6 separate regions of the Mus musculus genome follow, and regions 1, 2, 3, 5 and 6 are each linked to region 4. A link is a loop called in an ENCODE intact Hi-C map of the cell type or tissue named here. Cell type or tissue: left cerebral cortex. All regions are shown on one strand.

Region 1 (5,000 bases), 510 kb before region 4:
ATGCCCATGCCTGTGTGCCTGGTGCCTGAGGAAGTCACCTCAGGTGGTGATCCACTGTTGAGGATGCTGGGACCCAACCCCTGGTCTTCTGCAAGAGTCGCAAAGGGCTCTTGACTAAGCCGTCTCTCCAGCCTCATGGCTTGCTTTCTCTATGGGAGCTGCTGACCTCAAAGTCCCATTTCTTGTGAGCCATTCTGGCCTTGTTTAGCTGCAAAGGACTTCCATGTGTAGGTGCTTCTTGACCTGTGATGCACAGGAAGTGCTTATGACATTTCTGATGACCAGGTCAATAAACCAGGCTCATTTTTGCAATGATAGAAAGGTTGTTCACCCCATCAGCTTCCTGATGCTGTATGCCTGAGTCCTGTTTTGAACCACCAAAGCTCCTCCGACCTTAGGAAGTGTCTATATCTCCATACCTCAAATAGTACAGCTAGCTAGGGCTATCGCTTTCATGTAACTCGGCTTTGACAAAGTCAACACTGTTACTTGGCATTGACTTTCTTCCTTCCCAAAGGCAGGTGAAGTAAGGATCTTCTTGGAAAAATGTCTTCTTAAGCCACTTTCTTTTTGTTCTCGAGTCTATGGCAAAGAGCTTACCTGCCACATTGTAACAGGCCCCAGAACTTAACATGAATGACACCATGTTAGAGGTACCATTCTGACCTTGAAACCCAGCACGCAGGCCAAAATGGGAACAGAGACCTAGTCCATAGTTCTAGAAAAGTCCACAAATAAAAAGTCCCTAGCTATTTTTGGCTTTTATATTTCTGTGTCTTGCTTACTGAAGTGTGCCAACCAGGATATTGTGTGTGTGGGGGGGGTGGGGGTGGGTGGGTGTGGGTGTGTGCGCGCGCGCAAGCGTGTGTTATTTTGCCTTTTACATGAAAGACAAGTGGCTGTGAGACTTGGGGCCTCATGATTTGGGCAAGTTCCCCATGTAGCCACTGTCCAGCAATAAAGACTTTCCTTTTGACTTGAAGAATGTCTGTGTTGGCCTGACAGTGGTGGCATATGTCTTGAATCTCAACAGAGGCAGAGGCAGAGGCAGGTAGATCTCTGAGTTCCAGGCTAACCTGATCTGTAGCGATTGTAACCAGGGCTACACAGATAAAACAAACAAATAAACAAGTAGTTCACGTTGTGTTCTCCGGTAGCTTATCTCACAACAGTAGAGCAGCTCTGATTCCATCTTTCTCAGCACCAGAAAATCTCCCAAACGTACAATGAATAGCATATATCCAGAGCCACACCTTAAGACCAAGAATAGGGACTGGAGAGATGGCTCAGTGGTTAAGAGCACTGGCTGCTCTTCCAGAGGACCCAGGTTCAATTCCAGCAACCACATGGCAGCTCTTAGCTGCCTATAACTCCAGTTCTAGGTTATCTGAATGTGCATAAAATTAAAAAAAATAAGTTATATATACATATATGTGTATATATACACATATATACATATGTATATATTATACGAAATACCAATGTACATAAAATAAATTATATATGTGTATATATATGTATATATATATATATATATATATATATGAATAACTAAGAGTAATGTTGACTTACTGTCTTAGGATTTCAATTGCTGTGAGGAGACACTATGACCACAACAACTCTTACAGAGGCTAATATTGAATTAGGCCCAGCTTACAGTTTCAGAGGTTTCGTCCACCGTCATCATGGCAGGAAGCATGGCAGCCTGTAGCAGACATGACACTGGAGGAGCAGAGAGTTCTCCACCTTGATTAGCAGGAAGCCAGGACGAGGCTGGATTTGTTTCACACTGGGCATAGTTTAAACGTTTAAGATGACAAAGCTCGCCCCACAGTGACAAATGTCCTCTATAAAGGCCACACCTCCTAATAGTAACACTACCTACCTCTGAGCCATTCGAACACAGGAGTCTGTAGAGGGTAAAACCTCTTCGAACCCTCACACTTACCTTCTGTCAGCCTGAGAATAAGAGTGGGATCTAGCCCCAGACGTTCATAGGAGGAGCTGCCTGCGTCAGCGAAAAAAGCTAGCTGGCCAAGGTGTGAGCGACTCTTCATTCGGGACGAAAATGTTGTCTTCTGGTAGATTTTCATGCTGTGGTTTTTCATTCTCTCCTGCCCAAGATGCGAAAAGCATGAAAGGAATTTTAATGCACCAAAGTATTATACTGTTATAACGGTGCTCAGATGTAAACAGCAAAGACCTTCGGCCTTAGGCAGTTCCGGAGCTCGCCCGGGAAGAAATGTACCCAGCATCCTTTGCTTTCTTACACAGAGACAAGGATAACCTTGCAAAGGCGGGCCTTATACAAACTATCTCAGAAACGGAGACAGGAAAATGCCTCTCTAGATTAAATCAGGGAAAATATGGAAATTTCAAAGATTGTTAGCTCACTGGAGCTGAAAACTTAATGGAAGGCAGACTTCCATAGAGAGTAGTGAAAACCCACCCTTTGGATAGCTTTCAACGTCTCAGTTTAATCTCGTGTGAAGCTTGAGGAGGCTCTCAAGGCCCAGAGAAAAGCCACCCCTGGGTGAATACACTTCATGTTTCTGGCTATTTTATTCATCCTACCAAGAGCCAGGAGAGTCCTTTAACCCATTCATTACCTTTGGGAAGAAAATCAGGCCCAGTGCTGATTTTTTTTTTAATTTTAAATTACTCTAAAAAGCATTCCCTTGCCTCTCCACGTCACCACCCCCGTTCTTTCGTCTCCTCTATCCTCAAAGCACGTGTAAACTTGTTTATCCGTAACAGCTTTGACACACTTTGGCTTATTCTTAAAGACTCCGCTCCTGCCACCACAGTGAATGCTTTGGGTCTTCTTCCTACTCTTTCTTCTCTGTCCACAGAGCAGACCTCTGCTGTCTCCTTCACACAGCTCTGGCTGTAGGATCTGCCGGTCCCAAGGTGCTATCCATGGTAAGACATACTTTTATTTTGTGCTTGGCCAGTGAGGTACAACATGCCACCTGTGCAAGCTAGACCTGAAATGTAGCAATATGAAAAACCCTAGGGGGTCGGACACAAGATGGAGAGTGAGCTGTGGAGCTAGTTGGTGATGACATGGTGTAGCGGCCTTCTCCCACTAGGTGGCGATCTCTGAAGGTCCCTGTGTACTGTCTTCCCAGAATGGCGCCAAACATAGGACAAGGCATCACCGTGTCTTAACTAGTTTAGACTTAACACGTAAAACTAGTGAGATCTATGGCTGAAAGCACTTGGCTCTAACCTCTTTGGGGATGCTGATCATAAGAAAACCTTACCTTTTTCCTGGCAGCAATTTCATTTTCTTTGAAAACGAAGAGATCTTTGAAAAAAATCTTGTAGGGTCTTTCCTTTTTGAGTACAGCATCTTTTCCTTCATCTAAAAGAAAAGGAAGAAGGAAAGAGAGGGAGGGAGGGAGGGAGGGAGGGAGGGAGGGAGGGAGAGAGGGAGAGAGGGAGAGAGGGAGAGAGAGAGAAGAGAGGGAAGGAAAGGAAGGAGGGTGTAGTTAGTTCCTTTATTGGCCAGAATTATAAAGCCCCCACCAGCTGGAGTAGAGAAATGGGATGCAGGGGTCTCTGAGAAGGTGGGTTTCAGATGGATCTTGCCCTCCAGTTGAACCTGGCAGTACAGCTCCTGGGTCTCCCCGGTAAGAGCCACATCTTCTCTGCCCACTCTCTCAGGGCCCAGCATCTCAGGGGACATGAACCAGAGATGAGGAGTCTGCGTTATTACAAGCTCACACTTGGAGATGTAGAGATGTGAAGAGGACCCTGGCCCCACCAATCAGTAGCAGAGGAGTGAGATGCTGGGGCCACTTTGGAACACGCCTGCCAGCTCCTTAGAGAGTTAAGCATAGAGTACCACACACAGTAGGTAACTGGATGCATTGAAGGCTGAGTATAATGGGCCCCTTCTAGGAAAGGGGGTGTCAGCCATGGAGGGCCATGTCTGGCCACAGGGAGGAGACTGTGGGTGATTCTTGGCCGGCCTTGTGGGTTGTAAAGATGTCAAGAAGGCAGATGATATTGTAGGCCTCATGATACAGGGAGGAGAGACAGTTAGGTGGCAGAGGCTGGGCCCTGGGCAGTGCAAGGGTGTGGGAGAAGCATGGCCAACAGGCTAGGGCTCAGCAGAGAGAGTATCAGTGGTGATTAATTTCATGTCTTAACTTGACTGGGGCTAGGGTTTGCCCAAATTAGATGTTATTTTGGGTATGTCCGTGAGGGGTTTTCCAGGCGACTTTAGCATTCAAATTGGTAGAGTTGGTAAAGAAGACCGCCCATCCCAACATGTGTGGGCATCAGCCAATCCACGGAGGGCCTGAGTAGGACAATAGGCTGGGGGAGGGGGGGGACATATGCTCCCCACTGACTCTCTCTCACATGGGTGCCTTGCTGTTTGAGCTGGGTCATTTCCTCTCAGATTGCCACCCATGCTCAACTGACTGGGGCTGATCCTGTCAGCTCCCCTGGGCTCAGGCCTTTGCACTGGGCTGGACTCTAGCACCAGCTTTTCTGAGTCTCCAGCTTGATGGTTGTCTCTGTAATCCCGTGAGTCCTTTTCTCAACAGTGCATAGCCTCTCCACTGGTTCTGTTTCCTGGATCTAAGATCACGACTTGGCCTGAAATCATCCTGTGCCCCTTACCATTGAACAACAATGGATTCCAGATAGGGACATATTCCCATCTGCCCTCTCTTCACCCCTAGCCTTCTAAAGCTAACTGCATTTAATGCATTTAAGCACCAGTTACATTTAATGGGGTGTTGTTTTGATTTGGGGGACAGAGTTTTACTATGTAACCCTTGGATGTCCTGGAATTCACCATGTAGACCAACCTGGCCTTGAACTCAGAGATTTGCCTGCCTCTGCAGGGATCAAAGGAGCACACCCCCACACATGGCCGCTAGTTGTATTCAAGATAGACCATAAACCCATGATCCTTTAATTAGCTCTGTAAAGACCCCTTTTGAAAATATGTTCTTATTTTCAGGTTCTGGGTAGACTGATCT
Region 2 (5,000 bases), 450 kb before region 4:
GCCTCACGGCCCAGCCAGCCAACAGTGAGCTTCCCATCCTGACAGGGCACCGCCAGCCATTCCCCACGCACGTGCACTGTGTACCTAGGCATGGCTCAGATGCTATAGCCCTTCTGAGCAGCAGGCCACTGTAACCAAGGGCTGGCTCCTTTCCTACAGTCCTCGACTGGGGAGAGCCTTTATCCTTTACCAGGGAGGGGAGTGTCTGCTGGGGTGTGGTTGGCAGTGAGACTGAGAGTGGACTTTCAGAACACACCCCTTCCCTTGCCTTTAGCCATTCACACTTTAAACAAATATTGATTGCGGTCTCTGGTGTTCCTTTGGCCTTTCTGGATGCTGAACTAGGTGCAGGAGACAGGGATATGGGTAGCTGAGCCCACTTTTAATGTAACCTTGTAGTTCTCTGACCCTGGAAGTCCTTCTGACCAGGGTTCCCCGTTCTCTCTCTCCCTTTCTGAGTCTGCCTTGAAAGCTGCTTATAAACACCATGTTCCCCTCTTTAGGGAATTACTCAATTGGTAAAACGCATCCTCTCGGTCAATTGTGACACCCAGAGTGTAGCAATCCCCATTCATTTATTTATTCCACAAACACGCGTTGAGCAACGCCTCCCTGCCAGTGCCCAGTGCTACCAAAGCCATTGCTCCATCAAAGAAAGCAGTTCTGAAAAGGTTGTGTTTAGACACATGAATCACCGTAGCTTGGAGGCCCTCAGCTCACTACCCTGGGGTGAGTGAGTGATCTTCCCGTTTCCTAAGCCAAAGGCAAATTCTCTAATGCCGTGATTCGCGGCATCTACCTGGGATAAATCCTGGCTGTGTGACTCGCAGTCATTTGAGTCCCCTGGGATTCAGCTTTACTCGTCTATGAAACGAATATCCCCACGGGCAGCTGGAAGGACAAAGTCAATTAGTGTGTGTCAACCCTGAGGTCCGTGCCTGCTGGATGGGGAGACTCCCAATTACTCTCACCAGGACTTGGACTTTAACACTCCACATGCCCTCAAGAGTGTGTGTGTGTGTGTGTGAATATTCCTTATCTTTGCCCCCTGGATATCCCTAGTTCAGCTAAGCTTCTTCCCTGCCCCAAACCGCTTCCCCTGCACCCCCCCCCACCTAATTTTGCCCCACCTGTGTTAAGGAACACTGATAGCCCAAGAGATTCAAAGAATTGTGTGCGCTTTAGTAGTATGTCAGTTCTGAGAAATTTGATTGAATAATCAGAAACCCTGACCTGCCTTCTACTTCATTAGAACAGTTGCTCTGTAGATAGACACCCAGATCCACATCCAGTGTCTTACCATCAGTCTATCGAAATGTATTCATCAGACAACCACACCCCGACTGTGCCCTGCAATTTGGCAACATCTCGATTTGCTATCAAGACAGAAGTTAGCTTCAGTTCAGTATTCCACCTCCAGGACATGGCCTTCCACCTTACTTAGCTCATCTCTGCCCACGGACCTGACCTCCGGTTAACCCTTTCTTCTCCTCCTGAACCCCACCGCTTAGGAAGCTATCCTAGTTGCTTATGTGGCTATGCTTAAACAGCTTCAAGGTCCTTGGGAAGCCAGAATCTATTATGTGTGTAATTTGGGATGAAACCCATACCCTGAGTCCTTACTCTGGACTGTCACCTGCTTACCCCAGCAGACTGATGTAACAAGTCCTATGACCGTGGGGGTGATGGCACCACCCTTTGACTCATGCCCCCCCCAGAGGGAACGCTCCAAGTCTTCCCTCTCTCCTCAACTTGCAGCTCATTCCCAGATACGGGCTTCATCTTTTACAACTCTGGGAAAACTGTGGCCCTCAGATGTGAACCACCTTCATTTATTCATTCATTCACCACCAAGTCCTGTCTGAATACCTGTTCAGATGTTGATGTCTGGAGATGAACAGATGCGCCAAGGCTGAGATGTCCCACTACCCCTCAGGTTGAAAGGTCACCCAAACTATCGGGTGCTCTTGCTGACATCCCAGGTAGACCCAGCTTTTGAGTGATTCCATGATATCAGTACCGGGCAATCAGTTCCTCCTAGCCATGTGAAGATTCTACACAAACCTCAAATATCATGTGGCTGACTTCTCATTTTTTTTCTCTTCACACTCTCTGGTCTCCTTTGCGTGTCAGATAACTCCAGAGCTGTTGTCTCTGTTCACCTTATGTGTAAGTCACCCTTAATCTGGGTTCGGTGGAATTCTTTGCCAGGCTATGTTAGCATGCCCATCTTTTTCACCATTTATACACTTCTGTTCTTTTAGTTCCTCGGGTGATCCTGTGCACTTGATCTGACACAGAGACAACTCAGTGCATGTGAATTAGCTGAACTTGAGCCAGTGAGAATGCATCCTTGGTCCTAGGAAAACCAGTAGCAGGGTGTGTCTCTGGCGCCCTCTAACCTTTCCAGGGAAGAAATGCAAGTGAGAGCCATGTGCTGGGAAACGGGATTATGCTGTAGCATGGATAAGTCCACCAAAGAACACAACTGGATTCAAGGATTGGACAGGAACCATCTTCGGGGTGTTCTTAATCTTTACATTTTTAGGGGGTACCCAGTGATGACACACACCCAAAGCTTATACTCTAAAACAACACTCCCCTTAGCTAGAGTTTATTTGACCAGGAGTGGGCTCAGTGGAGAACTTGGAACTGTGATTGTCGTTCTATGTGTAACCCAGGGTGAGCTGGGTTCAGAGTGCACATTAAGAGTAAGAGAAACACACGAGACAGAAGCACCGATGTCTCCGTGTTGCAGACCCTCTGTGACCCTTAAATAACATCCTTCTGCTCTGACTGCCAATGTCCCGCCCCCCCTGCCCCCCCCCCCCCACAGGTTGCACGTGGAAATGCCCCGAGCTGCAGGGTACTCTCTTAGGCCTGTCTTTTATTTGGTTCAAATTCAATCAATGGGTCTCCACATGCCGTGTGCTCTGGGGAGGTGGTGAGGCAGGCTGAATGGAGTGAGGGTACACTGGGATGCTCAGGGTGGTCACCTGATCTGTGAAGAACAGGAGACTGGGGTAAGTCCACTGGGGCAGCAGGATGGATCCAGGGCTGGGGAGCTGTGGTTTGCATATGCTCAGCCCAGGGAGTAGCACTATTAGATGTGGCCCTGTTGGAGTAGGTGTGTCACTGTGGGTGTGGGCTTTAAGACCTTCATCCTAGCTGCCTGGAAGCCAGTATTCTGCTAGCAGCCTTCAGATAAAGACAGAGAACTCTCAGCTCCTCCTGCACCATGCCTGCCTGGAGCTGCCATGTTCCTGCCTTGATGATAATGGACTGAACCTCTGAACCTGTAAGGCAGCCCCAATTAAATGTCCTTTATAAGACTACAAATATCTCATCATGGAAGCTGTAATATGTCCCAACGTATCCCATGTATTGGCTACACACCTTCACTTGCAAATGTTCATTTTGATGAGTCATTGGTTTGCTTCAAGAGCTTTGGCTTCAGTGACATCAACATGGAATTCTCACCAGGACTCTTGCTGGTTACCCTGCTGTTGTCCTGTGCCATGGAGATCCTGCAGCTTCGGAACAGCAGGACTCACCCTTTCACGCACCCCAACCATTAGCAAATGATACAGATTTTGGAATGGGACAACTCAGAGAGCCCTGGATCTGGGCCTGGATGGCTGCTGAGCTGGTCAGCCTGACAGCTCTCCCTTATCTGCATCACCAGGGCGAGCGCTTCAGCACTGCTCCAGGTAGGCCACTCAGTGCTGCCATCTACAGGAGGCTGGGGCAGCTCACCTGTGTCCACTCCACCAGGACCAGCTCTACTGTGTCAGTGACAGGGCAGGACTAGCTCTCCCATTCTCCTGATCCCAGGGTCAGCTCTCCTGGTTGCTGCAGGAGGCAATGGGAAGGGCATCATCTTCCAACCCATGCCACCTCATACCAGACAAGTGATGGGGCCGGCTATCCTGTGCTCTCACCCTTGGGGCCTGCTCACGAGCGCCCCTCAACCATGCCAGCCATACTCTGCTGCCCAGGTGAGTGAGGGGCAGGGCCAGCTCATCTGCTCTCATACCCTCGGGGCTAGCTCACTTATGCCTCTGCCATCAGGGCCAGCTCCACTGTACTGGCCAGGCTAGGTGCAGTGCTGCAGCCAGCAAGGGACAGGGCTAGCTCATTTGCTCTCATGACCCCAGGGACAGTTATCCCAACGGCCACAGGAGGTGAGGGAGGGTGGGGGAGGATATTACTCTCATATCCACATCTCATGGCAGATGAATACTCCACATTGGTTTGTAAGGGGCAGAGAATATTAGTGAAATCATGAAAAATGATTTAAAAACAAATAAACAACAACAACAAAAAACCAAAAATGACACTTTAAAATACAATGACAGCTAAAATTTTGTATTTCTTAATAGGTTCAATTTTTTTTTTTTTTAAAAAAAAGGAATTTTCTGAAATCAGCAACAATCAGTTCCTTAATCCACTTTCAGATCTCTCCCCACCAGCATCGCAGTCACGGGATGCATGCTGGCTTTATGCTCTTGGTAGGTGTGGACAGCTTGATCATGGGATTTGTCGAAGGCAGCGAGATCCCTGCAGAGCAAAGGGCAAAGGAGAGGCATCGGGAAGAGATGGAGAGAGGAGCAGAGATATCACGTCAGAGCTAAGGTTAAATTAAAGATCACAACGGAACAGCTAAGCGTCACCCATGTAAAACCAGATGGTCCTGTACCATCTCTGCATCAAATGCTGGCCCAGAGAGAGCAGATCACAGGAATTTGGAGGGAGCTACACAGAGGAGGCACAGTGAGGGGACAGCAGCGGTTACAGAGCAGTGTGGAGGGTGATTGGCTAAATACTGACCTTGCATGAGAGGGCAGACCTCTATTATTTTGTCTTTAAAAAAATAATCTTTTCAAGTTTATGCTAATCAATCATTCAAGAGTATAAACATTCTAACTTACAAAAGGAATTTCTGAAAGCTTCATCCAGTGAGAATAAAAATACCAAGTGTAGTGAAACGATTTGGCAAA
Region 3 (5,000 bases), 430 kb before region 4:
GTCGCTCTCTCTTGCCTGTACAGCACCACACCCTACTGTACGGACCTCCATGCGGACAGACCTGTGGGAAACTCGAATTCATGCTTGTGGCACGGGAAGAGGTTAACATCAGTAACTAGTAATGAAGCAGAATCATCAGGACACTGTGTGATAGAAGCAACTCGACTGGTCTCTCCCCAAATCCTCTGCTAAGCCGCTCCGGTTCTCAGGGGCCCCGCTGAGTCACACATGGCTTATGTTCCAGGAGTGCTTGTTTTATTTACTGAAGGGCACAGGGTGCAACCCAACAACGACACTGGCAATCTAGATATTCCAAAGTGAAGCCACGAGGTGCAAAGGTGAGGGGGAAAACCCTATGCTGAGGTGGCTAAGACCCACAGGAAGGAGGAAGCTGATGTAGGTGACGTCACATCCATGAAAACTTGAAGAAAGAAGAGAGAATTACAGCGACTTCTGGGAACTTCAATGGAGGAAGTGGACCCACCAATAAGAGTCTACAGGATCCCTGATTTTATTAAAGTCATTCCATGTATATGTGTGTGTGTGACTGACAGTCATCTACCCCTAGAATAAGATCTGGAGCCAGTGACATCAAAGTGCTAATGAGGTGACTCTGGGGCTGGCGAGGGCTGGGAGGCCGCTCATTTGTCACTCATAAACTTCTGGATTGCAGGAAGTTTGTCTATGGATATACGCTATTACCCTAACTCTTTAACTATAATGGGATTTAAAAAAAAGTCAAGCCCCCATTATCTAGATTAAGGGGTTGTGTAGAGTTTTGTGGATGAAGGCAACATCTGACAGCAATAGACGTCTCTAGCAGAATGAACCAGAAATGTAAAAAGACTAGAAAGAGTTAACAAGTCATCTCTACTCTTCATATCACCCTCCCAGAGATTAAAAACAAACGAAAGCCAACCGGCGGACAATGGCAGCTACTTACCTGGTCCCCCAAGAAGCTGTTCAAGGTAGAAGAGTAGCGCAAAGCCCTTCTCATAGGGGATGGAGGAATAGGCTACATCGGGGTCTACGTCCTTCAGATCAACCACGAGCTTGGTGAAGGGGTGGGACTCCCCAAATGTTTTTATCTGCAACCCAATAAAGTGAGATGAGTACCCTCATAGGAAGAGGACTGTTACTGCGCCAGCAAGCTGTTGGGGAGGCTCTGTTTCACTCAGGCTTCTAAACCTTCAACGTACAGACTGGAAACAGTATGCTGCTATCACTCCTGGAGTCTAACTACATGTATGTCTCAGATATTCCTTGCTAATAACAGGCTTTACTTTGACAAAAGAACTAGAAAGATGATTTAATGTCTGAGCGACACATTTAGAGTTGGGGAGAGTGTGTTTAAAAATTCACAAGTAGGGGTTGGAGAGATGGCTCGGCGGTTAAGAGCACTGACTGCTCTTCCAAAGGTCCTGAGTTCAAATCCCAGCAACCACATGGTGACTCACAACCATCTGTATTGAGATCTGACACCCTTTTCAGATGCGTATGAAGACAGCTACAGTGTACTTAGATATAAGTAATAAATAAATCTGCCTGGCAGTGGTGGTGCAGAGAAACCCTGTCTCCAAAAAAAACAAAATAAATAAATACATTTTTGAAAAAAAAAAATCACAAGTATTAGGGCCAGGCAGTGGTGGTGCACACCTTCAACTGTAGCACTCGGGAGGCAGAGGCAAGCAGGCAGAGATCTCAGTGAGTTCAAGGCCTGCCTGGTCTACAGAGTGAGTTCCAAGATAGCTAGGGCTGTTACACAGATCACTCTGTCTCAAACAAACAAACAAACAAACAAATCACAAGTATTCACATAAATTTCTATGCAATAGTCATCTATGTTAGCAGTAAAGAACGTATGTGTTTCTTGGCTCCCAGTTTAGAACAGGGCTATGCATGGCACCTGCTACATCCTCTACACCTATGACTACCCTGTTGTTAAAAAGATAGTTTATTAACCCAGTTTGGTAATGACTATGCAAGGCTGGGTGACTCTTGTAGAAGCCCACCCTACTTACCGTATTCTGTAGCTCTCCCCATCCTCCCAAAGCATGGAAATGTCTGAACTTTTCCCCAAACAACCGTCCACAAATGTGGCGCTCTAAGTAGACAGTATGTCCTTCGTTTAACCTGAAAGGGAACAAAACAAAAAAAAACAACAACAAAATGGGTACTGTCCCAGCAGATAGAACACAGCATCTTAGCCAAGCGGATCTTTTCTTTTGTGTCTTCCCCCGGGAGGAGAGCCCTTATAGATAGCATGGCCTCTACATCCCAGCCCATGCTGCCTAGAGAGGCCCAGGCAGTCAACTAAGACGATAGCAAGCCCAGACCAGCAGGTGGCAGCAGAGAAAAGGAAGCGGCAATCTTGCTATTGCCAAGTCTGTGTTAAAATGCGGCAATGTCAGAGAGTTAGCGGCAGGAATAAACTGCACACCTAGACTGTATGGACCTCTGTGACAGGTGCGGCAGGGTCTTTTGAAACTCCGTGGATCATAGAGACCGTAGGGGAGAGAAACAAGAAGTACAGAGGAGACAGCGGTGGCGGTGGGTGGAAAGCAGAAGGATCAACAAGAGCAACCAATAAAACAAAAGAAAACAAAACAACCCATCATACCAAAAGTGATCCCACGTCTTGTTAGTCACTAGGTTTCCTGTCCAGCTATGAGATATTTCATGTGCAATAACCTGAGAGGACAGTGTTAAGGGATTAGTGGTCACACCGGATACCTCATCCTGAAGCAAGTCCTTATTTAAATACTTCAATGTCACATGACTTGATGTTTTTAAAAACGTATTAAAAAATTACTTACTTCGGGAGGAAAATGCAATTTAACCAAGACCAAAAAGGTATAGAACATGCTAATGGATTAGAAACAACTACCACAAAGAAAAAAAAAAAAAAGACATGGAAAGTATTAAATTCAATGAGCATGTAAGCCGATTAAAATGTTTCATACACAGGAAATAACAATACTTGTTTCTGTGATTATGTATCATATATATTTGGCTAAATTTTTCTTTACTCTACTAAACCTAATTGCTGAAGTAGCAAGAGGATAACCCCAGTTTTCTTTTACAATAATAACTTCTAAACAACACAGTGGGTATTTTAACAACTTCTTGAGTGTTAAGATTGTAAGAAGAAATTTTTACTTACGTTGGAGAGTGACTTGTCACCTGCCTACAAAAAAGAAAACATCTTAGAATTTCCATCATCAGATCGATCGACAGGCTGCAGCTGACGACATCTCAGACCTGGCCTGAAGGGTCACTGTATGTCTACTCTGTATGTCAACAGGTTCAACACACAGGCATTAGGAAGCAAACACTGCCTTCTTTCCTTCCCTAATCACAGAAACCTCTTTAACATCAATAGGACTAATAGGCCTAACCCCAGAGAGAGCTCTTTACTTCCATTTCATGTATCTACCCCTCTTTCCTTCTTACTGTGTGTGTGTGTGTGTGTGTGTGTGTATGCGCACGCACGCGCGTGTGTGTATGTGTGTGTATGTAGCTGTGTATGTGCATGTGTATGTGTGTGTGTATGTATAGGTGTGCATGTATATGTGTGCATGTCTGCATGTGTATGTGTGTGTGAGTGTGTGTGTATATGTATGTGTGTGCGTGTGTGTGTGTGTGTGTGTGTATAGGTGTGTGTGTATGTATAGGTGTATGTGTATGTATGTGTATATGTATGTGTGTGTGCGTGTGTATGTGTATGTGTGTGTGCATGTGTATGTGTGTGTGTGTGCGCGCGTGTGTGTATATGTATGTGTGTGTGTGCGTGTGTAGATGCACGCATGTCTGCCTTTTCTACTGAGGCAGGGTCTCTCAATCAAACCCAGAGCTCTGTGCTATGGCGAGTCTTGATAGGTAGCCTGCTCTGGGAATCTCATCTCTGCTTTCTGAGGCTGGAATTACAGGCAGGGAGCACTGAGGTGGGTTCCAGCAGGTCCTAGCTCTAGGCTACACGAGGGCTTTGGTAAGCACAACCTCCCACTCCCTCCTTTCTTTTAATTGACAATAGATTAAAGGAAAGTTTACACTGTCCAATGTGTTCTATGGCGAATTCCAATCTACTTAGGTCCTAGTTAAGTCCTTGCTGGATTCCTAGAACTCCAAGCAGCTCACTAGGTCTATAAAGCAGCAATGTGTGGTAGGCCAGTCTTCCCTTAGATGCTGGGCACTAAGTTTCTGTGCCTCATACCTGACTGCCAAGTATGAATGATGTGGATCCTTTGTCTAGATACATAATTTGTCCAAAGTGCGTTGTATGGCAGGGCTACTCTCAACATTTCAAAATACTGTAGAACATTCCCTTTCCCGATGGCCAAATAAGTCTCCTTTGAAAAAGTGAAAATTGCGATAACCACAACTAGCAATAAAATTAGAAATAAAGGCTATACAAACAAAAATATATTAAAAATATTACTAGCATCCAAAGCTCTTCCCATCTGTGTATGTGTGTGTGCATGTGCGCATGCCTGCATGTGTGTGTTTCCATGTGGAATAGCCTTAGATTCTATTATTCACATGCTGCCCTCCTTGGATTTTGAGACAGTATCTCTCATTGGCCTGGGCCAAGGAAGAAGGCTATGGTCTAGGACCTGCTGTCTCCACCTCCCTGGTCCAGGATTAGTGTATACAACCGACTTTTCACATGGGTTCTGGGAAGTCAAACTTAAGTCCTCATTAATTATGCAGCAAGCCCTTTATCAGCTGAGCTATGCCCCAGCCCTTCACCCAGGCTTATTTTGGGGACCTCCATTTCAAACGAAGAAATCTTTCTCACCAGTAGCGTAGGCGTTACGAACGTGAGACAAGGGTTCTCCATGCCACCGTACGGGAAGGATGGGGGCAGAACCAAGAGGTCGTACTGCCCCCAAACATAGGGCCCCCCCAGATCTTCTGCAATTTTAAGCATGGATTCGGTCTGGAAAAAAATGAATGCATACAAATCTCTTAATGGTCATAATAGTCATTTCTTAAAAGTG
Region 4 (5,000 bases):
GACTGACTAACTCTAACTGGCCAGGCAACCCAGGGCTGTTCCTGTCTGTTTCCTTGATAACAGGTGTATGCTGCCATGCCTGGCCTTTCACATGGATAAACATTTGTATCTTTTCTGACAGAAGTTCTTAATTTTACTTTCATTTTGTGCATCTGAGTCTTTTGCCTTCCTTTATGTATGTGTATCGCCTTGTGTGCTTGGTGCCGGTGGAGGCCAGAAGAGGGTATCTGATCCCCTGGAACTAGAATGACGGATGACCTTAACTTTTGGTTCTTTGTGGGGTCTGAAAATCAAGCTTGGGTTCTCAGGAAGAGCAGCCAGTACTTGTAACTTCTGAGCAGCTTCCAGACATTCTTAAATTTTAATGTCATCCAGGTTGCCAATACATCCCACTATTTCCGTTCTCTAGGCACTGGATTCTTGCTTCATGCTTCTGAGGTCCTCTTGCTTCTGAGAGAACACTCCTACTTGAGTCCTCATTCACTCTGATCTACTTTTCTGCTTCCTGTGGTAAAGGATGCTTGCATTGTGGGTTTTCTTTGAAAATACTTGCGTATTGAATTTTCTTTCCACATGAACTTGAACTTACCTTCTATGGCCTTGCAGCAGCCAGCAGATCGGGCTCTAAGGTCTGCCTAGGAGACATGGGAAGCCAGGTGTTTGCTTGTGTAAGTTTTTTTTTAAAAGATTTATTTATTATATGTAAGCACACCCCAGAAGAGGGTGTCAGATCCCATTTCAGATGGTTGTAAGCTACCATGTGGCGAGACTATGCGCTCACTTGGTGGGTGACAAAATGCAGACAGAAAAAAACAAAATGCAAATGAGTGGTCTGGAAACTCACTCACGTTGAAGAGCCCTCTCAGAAGTCCTAAGAAAGGAACAAAAACGAGGGACTTGGTGTTGAATGTTAAAACGTTGACATTCATTTAGTTATGTATCTTAGTGAAAGAGGTAGACACAGAGAGGAAAGGGAAACATAACAGGAAATGGTATTTTGGTTGGTTGTTTAGTTGGTTGGTTGGGTTGGTTGGTTTGTTGGGTTGGTTGGTTGGTTGGTTGGTTTGGTGTGGTTTTGAGCTCAAAATGCCTCCTGCTTCACTGGACCCAGTGTGATGAGACATAAAAATAACAACACAGATAAGAGTATGAAGGCTATGATCTATAAAGACAATGAGATGTAACGAACATTGAACTTACACACAGAGCCATAGGTCCCTTCATGTGTACTCTTTGGTTGGTGGTTTAGTCTCTGGGAGCTCGGTGTGTGTGTGTGTGTGTGTGTGTGTGTGTGTGTGTGTGTGTGTGTGTGTGTGGCTGGTTGGTTAATATTGTTGTTGTTCTTATGGGGCTGCAAGCTCCTTCATTCCCTTTACTCCTCCACTGGGGTTCCCACGCTCAGTTTGATGGTTGGCTTCGAACATCCACACCTGTATTTGTCAGGCTCTAGCAGAGCCTCTCAGGGGACAGCTAAATCAGGTTCCTGCCAGCAAGCACTTCTTGGCATCAGCAATAGTGTCTGGGTTTGGTGTTTGCATATGGGATGGATCCCCAGGTGGGGCAGTCTCTGGATGGACTTTCCTTCAGTCTCTGTGGGAGGAGACAGGGGAGATGTACAGAGGATCAGGAAATTGAACAGTTGTGTAGCTGTGGGGGATGGGGAACTGGGGGTAGCCACCAGAAAGTCTCAGATGCCAGGAAAGCAAGAGGCTCCCAGGACCCAACGGGGATGATGACATTAGCTGAAATACCCAACAAAGGGGAGAGAGAACCTGTAGAGACTATATTCAGAGATTAGGCACAGCCCCCCAGTTGAGGTATGGGGCCACCCACCCTTCTCAAAAACATTAACCCAAAGAGTGGAGTTTATATAAGTTTATATCACACGTGTGTGTGTGTGTGTGTGTGTGTGTGTGTGTGTGTGTATGTGTGTGTGTGTGTGTGTGTGTCTGTCCTCCTGAAGGCAGTGAGTCTCTGATCCCATACTTTGGCCCCATGTCTTCATAAAGAAAGGTTCTGAGAGAAATTGGGGGGAGGGGATCAGAATATTTTATTTCCAATTTAAAAAAAAAAAAACGAACAAACCTGTCAAGTGAGAATTCTTTTGATCTCATTCACTCAGATTCTAAAACTTAACCTCATTGGCAAGTACCCTGTTTTCATTTAAATGGGAGGAGAACGTCCCCACGTCTTCATGCCTTTCCGTCAAGTTCTTCTAAGCAGTCCCTTTATCCTGGATCCTCTCTCATTTTCTTTCTGGATGTCACCGAGATGGTCAGACATGCCATGGGAGTTGCCTATGTGTACTGCTCCCAAGTCTTTCCTTCTACTATCATATACACAAGGCAGCCTCTGTTCTTACTACCCTACTGAAAAACCCCATCTCCTTTCTGCTCAGAGAATCTCACTCAGTGCTTCCCCCCACACTCTTCCGTAGGGTCTGTAGTACCTGCTACTGATGACTCCTCTTTACACTGAAAGCTCTCCTTGGCAGCCTTTTCTCCTTCTGCCTTCCCGTGTTAGATGATGCTTCTTAGCTCATAGCTGATCCTGCTGTCTGCTGTGAATATAGCTACTGGGATTATGTGAATCACTAGCTGGACACGTTCCTTGTTCCTAACATCGAGCTTCCGATGCAGCTAATTCACTCTTGGCCAGTTTCTTACAGTCCTTACTCCTTTATCTAAAAAGAAAAAAAAAAGATTTATTTTTGTTTTATGTGTATGGGTGTTTTGCCTGAATGCATGTATGTGCACCATATATGTGCCTGGTGTCTTGTGCCCTGGTGTCTACGGAGGCCAGAAGAAGCCATCGGATTCCCTGGAACTTGAATTGCAGACAGTTGTAAGCTGCCACGCGGGTGCTGGCAACCAAACCTGGGTTCTCTGCAGGAACAGCAAATGTTCTTAACTTCTGACCATCTCTGTAGCATGCCATGGTTGTTCTTCTGAGTGACCTCAGGGAAAGTCCTCCCTCAGACCTACCCTTTGATAACCCTTCTTATTTGTCTCCACAGCACTGTATTTATTTATTATATATAAGTACACTGTAGCTGTCTTCAGACATACCAGAAGAGGGCATCAGATCTCATTACATATGGTTGTGAGCCACCATGTGGTTGCTGGGATTTGAACTCAGGACCTTTGGAAGAGCAGTCAGTGCACTTAACCGCTGAGCCACCTCTCCAGCCCTCACTTAGGTTTCTTATGTGTCCCACCAGCCTACAACCTCAGTGACAGTGAGGCTGGGGACAGCACCCTTTTCTGTCTCCTCTTCCTAGCATCTGACAGTGTCTGACATCGAATATCTAATGCATGTCTCCTCAAATGAGCGGCATCCAAACATTCCTCTCTCCTTTTCTAGTTTCAAATGTTCGTTCAAATGGAAAGCTTGATTTCCCCCAAACGAGTCTCCTGGAGCATGTAGTAGAGAAGCGGAATGCTCTTTCCGTGGGTGCTTCTGTGAGGTTTGCCAAGCTGGCTTTTACTTACGAAGAATGGGGATTATTTGAATCCCTAGCTGGACAGCTTATTCACTTTCTCCAGGTAACACATGCAAAGCTCTTTGCTAGTGTCTCCGTTTTGTTAAAACAACGTTAACTGGCTATTTAACCGGTGGGATATGCTTTTCGCAGAAGCAGGACAACCCCCAGTCAAAGAAAGCAGAGAAGGATTTAATTCTTCTGCTTGCAGTCGAACCATTGATCAATGTGAAGAGAAACAGAGGTTTGATCTTTCCTTTGGAAACCGATAAGGAGACACAGTCCATTGAAAATTATCTAAAACACATAGCTTGTCATGGTGAGTAGCTGGAGTCTTAAAAAAAATGGCCTTATGTGAGAAAACATAGTCTTTTCTGGTGAGGTGACACAAGACATGTCCAATGCAGAAGGGCTAGTGAGTGCATCTGATGACTGACTGGCAAGGCTGACCAACTGACTGGGGCAGTAGGGGGAGTGGTGGAGTCTAGAACATGGCAGGTCAGAAATAGCTGGGTGTCAGGTGATGTGGTCTCTAGACCTTGTGAGAACAACCATGCGTTTCTGGAAATGCTTTCGACATAAGAGAGAGGTCCCGCGTAAGCATTACAGTTCAGTGTGAGGTCAGCAGGGCAAAGGGCAAAAGGCAAAGGAGGATGGGACAAAGGCGGAATGAACTAAGAGCAAGTTTGGCTCTGCCCCTTCTCACTAGCAGGCGGCACTTTCCATTCTAGGACTTCAAGGGTGTCAGCATCAGTGTATGCACACTCGAACGTCTAGTCTGCTTTTAGATCAGTGAGAAGTATTTCATTCTGGGTTTCTATATTTTCCCCGGTCCTTTAGGCAGCACCTGGCCTCCTTATTGCAGCAAATCATTTGTACCCATAGTGACAGACTTTCTTCTTCCACTGGGACCCAAATAAACAAATGCCTCTATTCATTTTTCCACTCATCACATTTCTGATCATTTGAATATTGTCAGTGCCTCCCATTTCTCCTTGGACACAGCTGATGTATGCATTGTGAACTGATCATAAAAACGCCAGTCCATTTTAACTGACTTACCGGGATACATTTTGACATGAACACATTTTTAAATAGTGTACAGACAGGATAAATGTGGCCACGGTAAACAGAGCCAACATCATTTGTGGTATTTTTGTGAGGTTTCTGTCCTCTGTCCCTGGTGCTTCTCGGTTGATAGCCCCACCCTCATTTTCTTTGCTTTTCATGTGCAGAGTCTTGTATGAGGACCACATTCACGGAAGACACTTTTAGCTTGGCAGCAATTCTTCATTTCTGTGTCTGTGTCCCTACCCAGGTAAAGTAGCTCTTTAAGATAAGTTGTAACAATGTCCAAGGAAATATAGACTGGCCTCCCTCAAGGCCAGGTTCAAAACACTGCAGGACCAGGATCCGCTCCTAAGGTTATTAATCATTCGCTCATTAGAATGCATCGCTGTGTTGTCTGACGTCTTGAAATGTTCAGTTTCCTCTTATGGGCATCACTGTGGGGGCCACT
Region 5 (5,000 bases), 390 kb before region 4:
TATCTAAGCACAGATGTCAGGTTCCAAAGGAGAGGAAAGATACATTTGGTAGCAGCATAGACCACTCTCTGTGAATGCTTTGGTGCAGTGCGTAGTTCTGTTCCTTGCCGCTCATAAAAAATCTAAGGAGAAATCTAAGCTGCAAAGAACGTGGTGGAGATTCCCAATTGCTGATTTCCATTTTCTCTCCTTCCTTCCTTCCTTCCTTCCTTCCTTCCTTCCTTCCTTCCTTCCTTCCTTCCTTCCTTCCTTCCTTTCTTTCTTTTTCTCGTTCTTTCTTTTTCCCTTCCTTCCTTCCTTCCTTCCTTCCTTCCTTCCTTCCTTCCTTCCTTCCTTTCCTTCCTTCCTTCCTTCCTTTCTCTTTCTTTCTCTTTCTTTTTCCCTTCCTTCCTTCCTTCCTTCCTTCCTTCCTTCCTTCCTTTCTCTTTCTTTCTCTTTCTTTTTCCCTTCCTTTCTTTCTTTCTTCTTTCTTTCTTTCTTTCTTTCTTTCTTTCTTTCTTTCTTTCTTTCTTTCTTTCTTTCTTTCTTTCTTTCTTTCTTCCTATCATTTGGTTTTTTGAGACAGGGTTTCTCTGTGTACAACCCTGGCTATCCTAGAACCCTTTTTGTAGACCAGGCTGACCTCAGAAAACTCTCAGATACTATGAAGGAAACTAGGAAATATAGGCTGGTTTTGCACAACCACGGGCCCTATAAAAATAACGGACTTGCACTAATTAATGGAAAGACGAGCCAAGTGTGGTAGTGCATGCCTTTAATTCCAGCACTGGGGACACCGAGGCAGGCGGTACAGGATTTTCATGCAATGTGCACACATCCCTACATATAACTCCAATCATTTCTAGATATCTTACAACATCTTGCGTGGTGTAGGTGCTACTCTGTTTATGGAATGAAAGAAAAATCTCTATCTCTCAACCAACTTTTGTTGACCAATTGTGTTAATACTTAACTTAGAAAGGAACTCGAATGTGCCTGCTTGTCTGTATGCTCAGATACAGATGGCAATTCCTGGCCTCTCTGGCTGTAAGGTATGGCTTGGTGAATATAGGTTTTAGCTGTTGGGAAATAGGAAATACTAAGTCTCAAGGACAGCTCCTGTTTAATAATAACAGTAATAACAACAACAACAATAATATCCACCCACTCTTTACTTTCCCTTGGATCCACTTTTATGAACTGGGAGGTGCCATTGACAGTAGAACTCTAAACAAGCCTAAAAATGTCAGAACATCACAATGGAACCCCTCTACAGCAAGGCTGATTCACATGAAGAAAATAAATGCTTTTTTTTAACCATTTTTTTAAAAGTACTTTAAATTTTTTTGGTTTTTTGTTTTGGTTTTTTGTTTTTTGTTTTTCGAGACAGTGTTTTTCTGTGTAGCCCTGGCTGTCCTGAAACTCACTTTGTAGACTAGGCTGGCCTCAAACTCAGAAATCCACCTGCCTCTGCCTCCCAAGTGCTGGGATTAAAGGCATGCGCTACCACCGCTGGCCAAATTGTTTGTTTGTTTGTTTGTTTGTTTGTTTAATGGAGTACTTTTCTTGAGGAGATTTCTTTTCTGTGCTAGTGCACACACATGCACACCACGTGGACATGTGCACACACATGCATGAACACAGACATATGCATGTACATTCACACACTCATATACTCACACAGATGTACATTCAGGGAAGCAGGAAGGGAGAGAGGGAGGGAAGAAGGGAGAGAGGGATTGTTCTCTGTCACTCTAGAACAATGACTGATGTCTTGTGACCATGAAGGGACTATAGCTGGATCAAAGTTGACCTGTTGAATGAGACCTGAATCTTTGACTTTCAGAGCCATTATGTTGTCTAGCTTTGCATTTTATCTTACCCTAAGACCTCTTATTAACCAAGCAATAAATTTTCATATCATTTCAGGCATTTAGAGAGTCCTTCCAAGAACCTGCCTGTCTCTCTCTCTCTCTCTCTCTCTCTCTCTCTCTCTCTCTCTCTCTCTCTCTCTCTCTCTCTCTCTCTCTCTCTCTCTCTCTCCTTTCTCTCTCTCTAGTAAAGTACAACTCCTTTGTAAACATGTTCAGATTCTTACTAACTCACTTAGCTTTCCTCCCTCCTCCTCCTCTTCCTCTTTCTCCTCCTCCTCTTCTCCTTTCTCTTTCTCTTCCTCCTCTCTTTCTCCCCTTCTGCACTCTATGTTCATTGGTGCTTTGCCTGCAAGTATGTCTATGTGAGTGTATCACAAGCCCTACAAACAGGTGTGAGCCTCTATGTGGGTGCTAGGAATTGAACCCAGGTCCTCTGGGAGAGCAGTCAGTACTGAGCTATCTCTCCACCGCACACTTCTGATGCAATTCCCCCAAGACATTGGAATCTGAGGTGTCATTGCTTTCATTGATGTTAAGGGGTTTTTAGAAGGTGAGGTCTGTTGGGAAAACCTGCAGCTACTGGCCCCTGTGAGCTTCCTGCTTCAAGACTAGGCCGATCCCACTGAACTGGTGTGAAGTTGAATAGGAGGCTCAACTTTCAAGAAGTTAGACTGTAGTTAAGTTGTGTGGGGTGTCCTCTGCAGTGAAGTGGTGTGGGCCTGGAAGCACCATTTGTGTGTCAATGGCGCCCTCTAGTGTCCAAAAGGCTTCACTTGCATGACTATTTTAAGGTATGACTAGTCCTTAATACAATGCATTCTCCATGGCTTCTATGAGAGCCTCACCCTAGCCTTGCCCAGGTATGCTGCTGGGGCACTCCCTAAAGTTCCTGCTAACTGGCTTGTGAAGCCAGAAAGCTCTTTAGATGATCTTGAAATGAAAGCATGTCTACACCAGGAAGCAAGGGCAAACAAGCCCCCTTGCTTTCTTCTCCTTTTGTGCCTGTGTTCTATGGAAGGGCCAGGCAACAGTGAGCCTCCCTTTACTTCCTGCCAGCAGCTGCCTCCTACTTTTGGACTCATCTCAGATCACTCACAACAGCCAATTTACCTCCTCACTCTTCCCGAAGCATCTCTGGGAAGCAATATTAAAACCAGCGGGCCTCTCATCATCCCACTACCATGCCCTGTGACTCCAAATGTCCCCCTGAGACAGTAACTCCTTCACACATGGCTGTTTAGCCCTTCCTTGAAGGATGGATTCACACATGCTGCCACATAGGCACAGACACGCCGGCTCACATGTGCACCCATACACACACCTTCTACAACCTGGTTGAAAACAGGATGCACGGTGAGACCCTGCAGCACCCACTGTTTAGCATTATTAAGCCAGGAAAGGTGGCTCATGCCTGCAATCCCAGCATACTGGAGGCTGAGTCAGGAGTATTACCACAAATTTGAGGCCATCCTGGGCTATGTAGAGAGTCTGCGGTCAGCCTGGACTTCTGGGTATAAGTTTGTGTCCCCCCCACCCCACACACACACAAATAAAGTTAAAAATTTACAAACTAAGATGGTAGTAGCATTATACTGGTTGGCTCCTCATCTCTCCAGGACACACTCAACCTGCAGCCGGTGGACTGCATGATGCCGAGGGAAACTGTGAACATCACTCAACAAAAATACACTTAAAACATTATGAGACTCTCCCTCCCCCGCTCCCCCCTCCCCCTGATTTTTTAAAACCTCAAGTATGTATTTATCAAAAATAAACTTTTGGGGTGACATCTTCATATCAGTGTCAAAGGGTTAAACACACACTCTCCTTCAAGCCTCCCCCAACCAAGATTCCTCGTCTTTATTCAGAGCACCCCAACTCTGTCCTTGTGCGTTGGCGTTAAGGTTTGCAGCTGCTTGGTGAGGATGCATTTATTCAGAGTTCCCATGTGAGTGCTGCATCTTCAGAGATACCCAAGCAAAGTGTCCACAGGCCTCGGCAGAGTGGACAGCAGCTTTCACCTCCTGGAGCATGGATCTGCTAAGAGAGGTTTAGGATAACTGTGTGTGTGATGTGCGTGAGAGATAGATGTGTGTCTCTCCCTTCTCTGCTCCTTCCAGAGCTTCACCGCGTCCTAAAGAGACTGCGCACGGCGGAAACTAGAAGAGGAAGCTCTGTTTTTCTTGTTGTTGGAGTCAGGTGGATGCAGATCAAACCCCATCATGGACAATCCCCACCCTGGGCACCAAGCCCATAGATCATAAAATATCAGGGCTGTCACACTCGTGTGATTGACTGTGGGTGAAACACCAAGAATAGTGTCTGGCACCTTATACATGACACCTAGGACCAGATCCTACCTCTTGTATCTCCCACCATGAGGCCTGCACTATTGTCAGGGGTCTGCTCGATGAAGGATGAGACCATTCAGCTCTGAGCAGCCCGGGCAGCTCCAGCTGTCCCCGGCAGGCTGCCCTCTTGGCTTGTTCTTTTTTCAATATATCCCATGCAAAGCATCTCCATGGTTGAAGTCCAAATTTTGAACAAAGCAGGGTTAGCCTTTCAAGCTTGTTCTTAGCCCAGAAGCTGCTGGCTTTGTGATGATCCGGGTTGGCAGGAAAGACATCAGGAAGCGGAAACCAATGGGATAATAGTTGCTTTAAGCAGGGCCCTGCAGGAAGTAATGGTGGTCTCTGAAAATGTGGTTGTACCAGATTTTATACACAACAAGGAAAGTCGGTTCCTGCTGTTAAAAGAAAGCCAAAAGTTCCTTTAAGAAGAAATTGACTCCATCTGCAAGGCAGGAAATCTCAAGGCACTCGGTGGACAGGGAGAGAGATGGGCACCTCCCCACAGTGACTCATTGGTTTCTCCTGAACCCAGAAACTCAAGGCCAATTAAGAGTGGGTTTTTGACATATCTCTTACTATATCCCCCAAGAATGTGTCCTAGGAGAAACTTCACACCCTACAGCATAGCCTCTCATGCTTGCCATTGTAGACAGCCCAGTGGCCTCTGCACAGTCCCTTGCAAGTTCTGTCTGATACACAGTGTGCCCTCCTACATTAGGGGACTCTGTCACCCTCGTGACCGTCTTTCTGGAGTTCTTCGGTTGCACAGCCTTCAATGTTATGAACCAACAGGAGA
Region 6 (5,000 bases), 540 kb before region 4:
GACTCTACTTTGACCAGTTTTTGAACTGCATTCAAGCTGCCAACCTCAGCATCTCCGATGCAGACTCTATACACTTGATTGATCTTTTTACTAAGAGAGTCTATTAGCTTTTCCTGAGCGCAAGAAAAAAAAAAGCAGAAAACGTTCCGTCACTATATGGTGGCTCACTGTCAGTAAATGCAAAATTCCATTCTACTGTTACAAGAGGAAAGCTCTTTAAGCATCATCATCATCACCGTCACCATCATCTCGTGCTGGGGAGAGGACCCAGGACCTAATACATGGTAAGCAAATGTTCTACCGCTGGGTCACACCCCACCTGCTCCCTAAATGTTTCGAAAGACAAATCACTGAGAATCAGGTAGCAAGGAGAATTTGTATTATAATTTATAGCCAGATCATTATTACAGTGACACCTTGGATTGTATTAAAATATATACAGTGTATAAATATATATATATATATATATACATATATATATACATATATATATATATATATGTAGATAGATAGATGAATAAAATTATAAGATAGTATCTTTTGGCTTGAATGTTTCTGTTGACCAGATTTCCTAAATGTTCCAAGTGCCGACAACATACACATACACATTTCAAATCACTTTGTACCACCAGTGGCTTAACGTGTGCCCCTCCCGGTTTTATTGTTGAAAACCCTATAATGCTGAATGATAGGTATGTATCCGCATATGTGCCCAGTCCCCTTCCTGAGAGGGGACCAGAGGGCAGGGACCACTGCTTATGTTACTGTGCACACCTAAAACAGTGCCTTGCACATAACTACACAATAAATGTTTGCTGAATAAACGAGTGCCTTCTTTCAGAGAAATGCATGTACAAGCAAACAGATCCCTAGGCCGACCAAACAGCCTGCTGGGAGTTTAATTTTTGAGGTCTCCGTGGGGAAGCCATTGCTTTAAGTCTAAGCTAAGGAGCACGTAGGCCGAAGCCCGCCGATCCCTGTACCTCGCCACTTCGATGTTTTACTTGATTCTGCAGTCTCTTGAGCTGGTAGATAATGTATTTCGGGAGATGAAAGGGATCCTTTTTCGCCACGGGCTGGCTGATACTCCTCAAGAGGAACTCAATAAACTTCTCAGCAAAGTAAATCGCTTTCCATGTAGGCTCCTGCCTCAGGATTGCCTGCTTCTGCTCAAGAAGATGAGAATCACCATAAAGACAAGAAAAACACACCCAAGGCTGATGTGACTCCCTCCACTGGGGAGACCCATCTGGAACCATAAGGGCCTCACAGCCGCCATGCCATCGCTTAACGCCAAACAAGGTCTGCCACTTCCGGCAGCTTGTTGTTCCCACCTCTCGCTTTAACGGATGTTCCAAAGATCCTGTTTATCACAAAGCTCCTAGTTTCTCACTTTCTAAAAACTTACTTTATTTTCACTTATATTAAAAGAACAGTCCTTAAAAAAAAAAAAAACCCTAGAGAAATATAAAATAACACAAAAGAAAACCATAAATGTGCCATGACGTCCCCTCTAGCATAGCACTTACTTTGTTTTCTATTTAGAGAACTCCACATTTCTTAGAGATAGCTAAAGGACAGACAAATATAAAAAAGAGAAAATAGTGGAAGTACCCCACCCAACGGGGCGACACACTGCATATTAAAGAGAAGAAGAGTAATCAGGATCTTAGTAGAAGATGTGGCTCATGTCTATAATCCTAGCACACGGGCTGGGAGAGTGATTGCCACAAGTGTGGGACAACATGGGCTAGGCCAGCAGGGTTAAATTTGTTTTTGAAAGAAGAAAAACCTATCTTGCCCTAATGTACATGGGAATTTCAAGAAGTTAATGCTTGTTTAAGTAAAACTGATAGGAGCATGTTCTTTTTGATGGAAAGATACTTGAACGCAGAGTTAGGCATGGACAGATGGAGACTTTATATGGTGTCTTTTTCTTTTTTTCTTTTTTTTTTTTTTTTGTCTTTTAAGATCCCTCATCAAACAGGAGAGGGAACTACAAGGCGAAAATGGATTAAGAACTAATAGAAGGAAATGAAAGATGGCTTATTATGAAAATGAGATTGAGTTCCTGGTCTAAGACAGCAAAGGAAAAAAAGGGTTCCAGAATAAGGCCAACTAGAGACAAGAGAGATGTGCAAATGGGTCCTTTAAATTGCCACTAGAGGGCGGGCTTGGACCAGAGCTACTCAAGTTGGAGGCCCTGGCAGCAGGCCAGGTTCCCCAGGGCCAGTGTTCCCCAGGGCCAGTAGGCAGGAAGATGGATCCAAGACTGGGGGTACCAGGACAACTTAGGTGTACGTCCACAGTGAACAGGACCTGATGGACCAGAGCAGTGTTTCAAACTGGAGGCTTGTCTGGATGTCCGTGTGTCATCCGTGTTGATCTTTCCATTACGATTCAAAACAGTAGCAAAATTACAGTTCTGAAGTAGCAATGGAAATAACGTCATGGTTGGGGCTCACATCACGAGGAACTGCATCAAAGGCTCGCAGCGTTAGGAAGGCTGAGAAACCGCTGCTTCAGTGCTGGCCTAGTGTGCGTGTGAGGCAGCCCAGAACTGCGTGAGACTGGGTGGTGGTCTGTGCTGGTAATCCCAGTCTCAAACAGGAGGTGCAGGAGGAGAACTCCAAGGTCATCCTCAGCTACATAGTGAGCATGAAGCCAGCTTTGGATAATGAGATTGTGCCTAACAACAGCAACCCTCAAAACAAAACACTTCTAAGTTTTCCATTTCTCTCTCCCTCCATATCACTTCATACTCTTGGAAGACTGTAAGTTATTAACACCATGTTCCAGAGTGTGCCTGCAAATTGTACACATTTATACTTGTGATTGTTCGTTGATCGAAGTCTTGAGGAACTTTTGAATCAAGTCTCTGTTCTCTGCGCATTGAGCCCTGGGCCTTTCACAAACTAGATTCTCCCTTCTCATGGTTGACTCAATGTTTAAAAGTATTGAGCATGACATTTGCGCCCCCTTAGCTGCCCTAAAGCTGAGATTAAAGTGGTTTGGTTGTGGCGTGCCGTACCATTAGCTAGCAAAGATAATTTATCTTTTATTTGACAGGGTGGTCAGCTTCACAGTTATTTAAGAGTTGGATAGAAACAATACAAGTGTCCATCAGATGAATGTCAACCAATACAGTAAACAAAGTACTGTTTAGGATGGAATATCATTCAACAAAATTCTGATACACGCCACGGCATGGATGAACCCAGAGAACCTTATGCTTTGTGACACAAGCTAGACATTACAAGACACATCCTGCTCAGATTCACGTATATGAGCTATGGAGAAGAGTCGAAGTCAGAGACAAAGAAGCAGAGGCTGAGCAGTGAAGGGACCAGGAACTTGTGTTAAATGCATATGCAGTTCTTCTTGTACAAGATCAAAAGCATTCTAGAGATTGGTTGCAAAACAACGTGAACGTATTTACCACCACCAAACTGTACGTTCAAAAAAAATGGTTACAATGTCCAACTTTATGCTTCAGTGGTGGCAGAAAAGTTCTGGAAATAGACCGTGGCGACAGTTATGCTACGTGAAGGTACTTGTGCCATTGAATTGCACACTCGAGATGGTTAGGTGGCAGAGTTTTGGTAGAAGTGTATCCCTGATGAAAAGAAATGGTTGATTAAAAACAAAAACGAAGAACTGGACGGTTACAATCAACACATTTCCTGCCACAGCTTTTGCTTTTAGTAACCCTGCCTGTCTGCATGTAGGGGAGGATGGTCATCTGTTTCCTAAAGTAGCCTGTTCCTCAAATCTACTTCTGCCTAAAAGTCAAGATCACAGCCATACATGTGATGTTAGCCCAATGCGGCGTCTTTGGATTCAAATTCCATGAGGCTTTCCCAAGAAACCAGTGGTTGTTAGAGTTTGTGGATCTGTAAACTAACCTGATCATTCATTCAACAAACATTTATTGAGCATCGACACTTAAGGGAGCTCTGGACTGAGTTCACTAACAAGAAGTTAGGATGGTCCTTGTGTGGAGGGCTCTGCATGCAGCTGGGAGAGGTGAACCTATCAGTAAAATAAAGGTGTGAGGATGTGTCATGGGTGCTGGGAGACAAGCCAATCTATTTAAGCCCAAAGAAGTTGACACATATTCTAGGCTCTGTGCTTGGGCCAATTTTCCATGCAGTATTAAGTGTGTAGGTTCATGACATGTTCTGTCATTGAGTGGTCACATGAATTTGCCATCAAAACGAATAAACTATATCACACACAACATAGCAACAAAGAAGGGCCATTTGAAATAACTAGAACAACATTTCACGTGAACCCCCTGGACGATTCTTCCATATTGACAAAATAATTCCACGCACTGGTTTTCCACACCCCGTCAACAATTTATGGATTGCCCTAACTCTCCCCGTGTGTCAAGTGCTCAGCACCCAGGGAGGCCAGATCATTACCGGGAGACAAAATAAAGTTACCACAGGCCAAGAAGGTACCTGAGCATCGGAATTGAATTCTCCAAAACTGAAGAGCCTGGACCTCAGCTCCAGCTCTGCTGCCTTCTCCTCCTCTCGTTCACAGTTCATCCTGAGCATATGTTTGTGCTCCAGCAGGAAGGAGATGTTGTTGTTTCTATTGCAAAAGAAGGAGGGGACCCTCGTCTGTAACTCAAAGTTGAGGGACTCAGCCCTCTTGCTGGCCACATGTCAGCACCTGGCACCCAGCAACCACAAAGGGGTCAGCGTGTGATGACATGGCCAAAGTGCATGTGTGTGCATTTGTCATGCGAGTGAGAAAGGTGGGGGGGGAGGGGAGGGGGGAGAGAGAGGAAGAGTGAGAGGGAGGGAGAGAGGGGAAGAGGGAGAGAGAGAGAAAGAGGGAGAGAGGGGAATGGGGCAAGAAGGAGAGGGAGGAAGGGAGAAAGAAGGAGAAGGAGGGAGAAAGGGAGAAGGGGGAGTGAGGAGAAGGAGGGAGAGGAGGGCCTGTGCTCACCACGCACGCACACAGGTCACAAGAACAACCTCAGGTAT

The links. Peaks named below come from ENCODE experiments on the same cell type or tissue, not always from the same donor. Only the 100,000 strongest peaks of a DNase experiment are listed, where the experiment ranks them.
Region 1: a loop joins it to region 4, with 3 times the contacts of the local background. A loop is called at or near these places in 12 of 42 quality-filtered maps.
Region 2: it touches region 4 in a loop (3-fold over the local background); 15 of 42 quality-filtered maps call a loop at or near these places.
Region 3: it touches region 4 in a loop (4-fold over the local background); 16 of 42 quality-filtered maps call a loop at or near these places.
Region 5: a loop joins it to region 4, with 2.7 times the contacts of the local background. A loop is called at or near these places in 9 of 42 quality-filtered maps.
Region 6: a loop joins it to region 4, with 2.9 times the contacts of the local background. A loop is called at or near these places in 13 of 42 quality-filtered maps.

The regions. Positions count from the first base shown.
Region 1 is chr10:93,547,276-93,552,275 of GRCm38, reverse strand. It overlaps Ccdc38 (coiled-coil domain containing 38), which reads right to left. Exons shown (of 16, transcript NM_175488.6): 3 at 3,267-3,367; 4 at 1,949-2,114. Among named protein-coding and RNA genes, the nearest start is that of Ccdc38, 9.1 kb to the right of the region's middle. In left cerebral cortex, a CTCF peak has its summit at 3,092 (motif pointing right); a DNase peak (open chromatin) is centred at 3,092.
Region 2 is chr10:93,484,223-93,489,222 of GRCm38, reverse strand. It overlaps Lta4h (leukotriene A4 hydrolase), which reads right to left. Exons shown (of 19, transcript NM_008517.2): 19 at 4,327-4,560. The coding sequence ends at 4,443. Hal (histidine ammonia lyase) reads right to left here and starts at 455. Exons shown (of 20, transcript NM_010401.4): 1 at 1-455. The coding sequence starts at 92. In left cerebral cortex, CTCF peaks have their summits at 2,383 and 3,751 (motif pointing left); DNase peaks (open chromatin) are centred at 1,432, 2,370 and 3,703.
Region 3 is chr10:93,468,987-93,473,986 of GRCm38, reverse strand. It overlaps Lta4h (leukotriene A4 hydrolase), which reads right to left. Exons shown (of 19, transcript NM_008517.2): 8 at 4,799-4,939; 9 at 3,164-3,187; 10 at 2,621-2,691; 11 at 2,022-2,133; 12 at 944-1,088. Among named protein-coding and RNA genes, the nearest start is that of Hal, 17 kb to the left of the region's middle. In left cerebral cortex, a CTCF peak has its summit at 2,339 (motif pointing right); a DNase peak (open chromatin) is centred at 2,341.
Region 4 is chr10:93,037,613-93,042,612 of GRCm38, reverse strand. It overlaps Cfap54 (cilia and flagella associated protein 54), which reads left to right. Exons shown (of 68, transcript NM_001347060.2): 10 at 3,364-3,545; 11 at 3,635-3,800; 12 at 4,717-4,799. Among named protein-coding and RNA genes, the nearest start is that of Gm40739, 35 kb to the left of the region's middle. In left cerebral cortex, no CTCF peak of the experiment used is centred here; DNase peaks (open chromatin) are centred at 2,535 and 4,253; H3K27ac peaks cover 649 bases.
Region 5 is chr10:93,423,489-93,428,488 of GRCm38, reverse strand. No RefSeq gene overlaps it. Among named protein-coding and RNA genes, the nearest start is that of Gm40742, 5.0 kb to the left of the region's middle. In left cerebral cortex, a CTCF peak has its summit at 2,608 (motif pointing left); a DNase peak (open chromatin) is centred at 2,602.
Region 6 is chr10:93,574,875-93,579,874 of GRCm38, reverse strand. It overlaps Ccdc38 (coiled-coil domain containing 38), which reads right to left. Exons shown (of 16, transcript NM_175488.6): 13 at 4,467-4,602; 14 at 1-113. Among named protein-coding and RNA genes, the nearest start is that of 4933408J17Rik, 12 kb to the left of the region's middle. In left cerebral cortex, a CTCF peak has its summit at 2,158 (motif pointing right); a DNase peak (open chromatin) is centred at 2,173.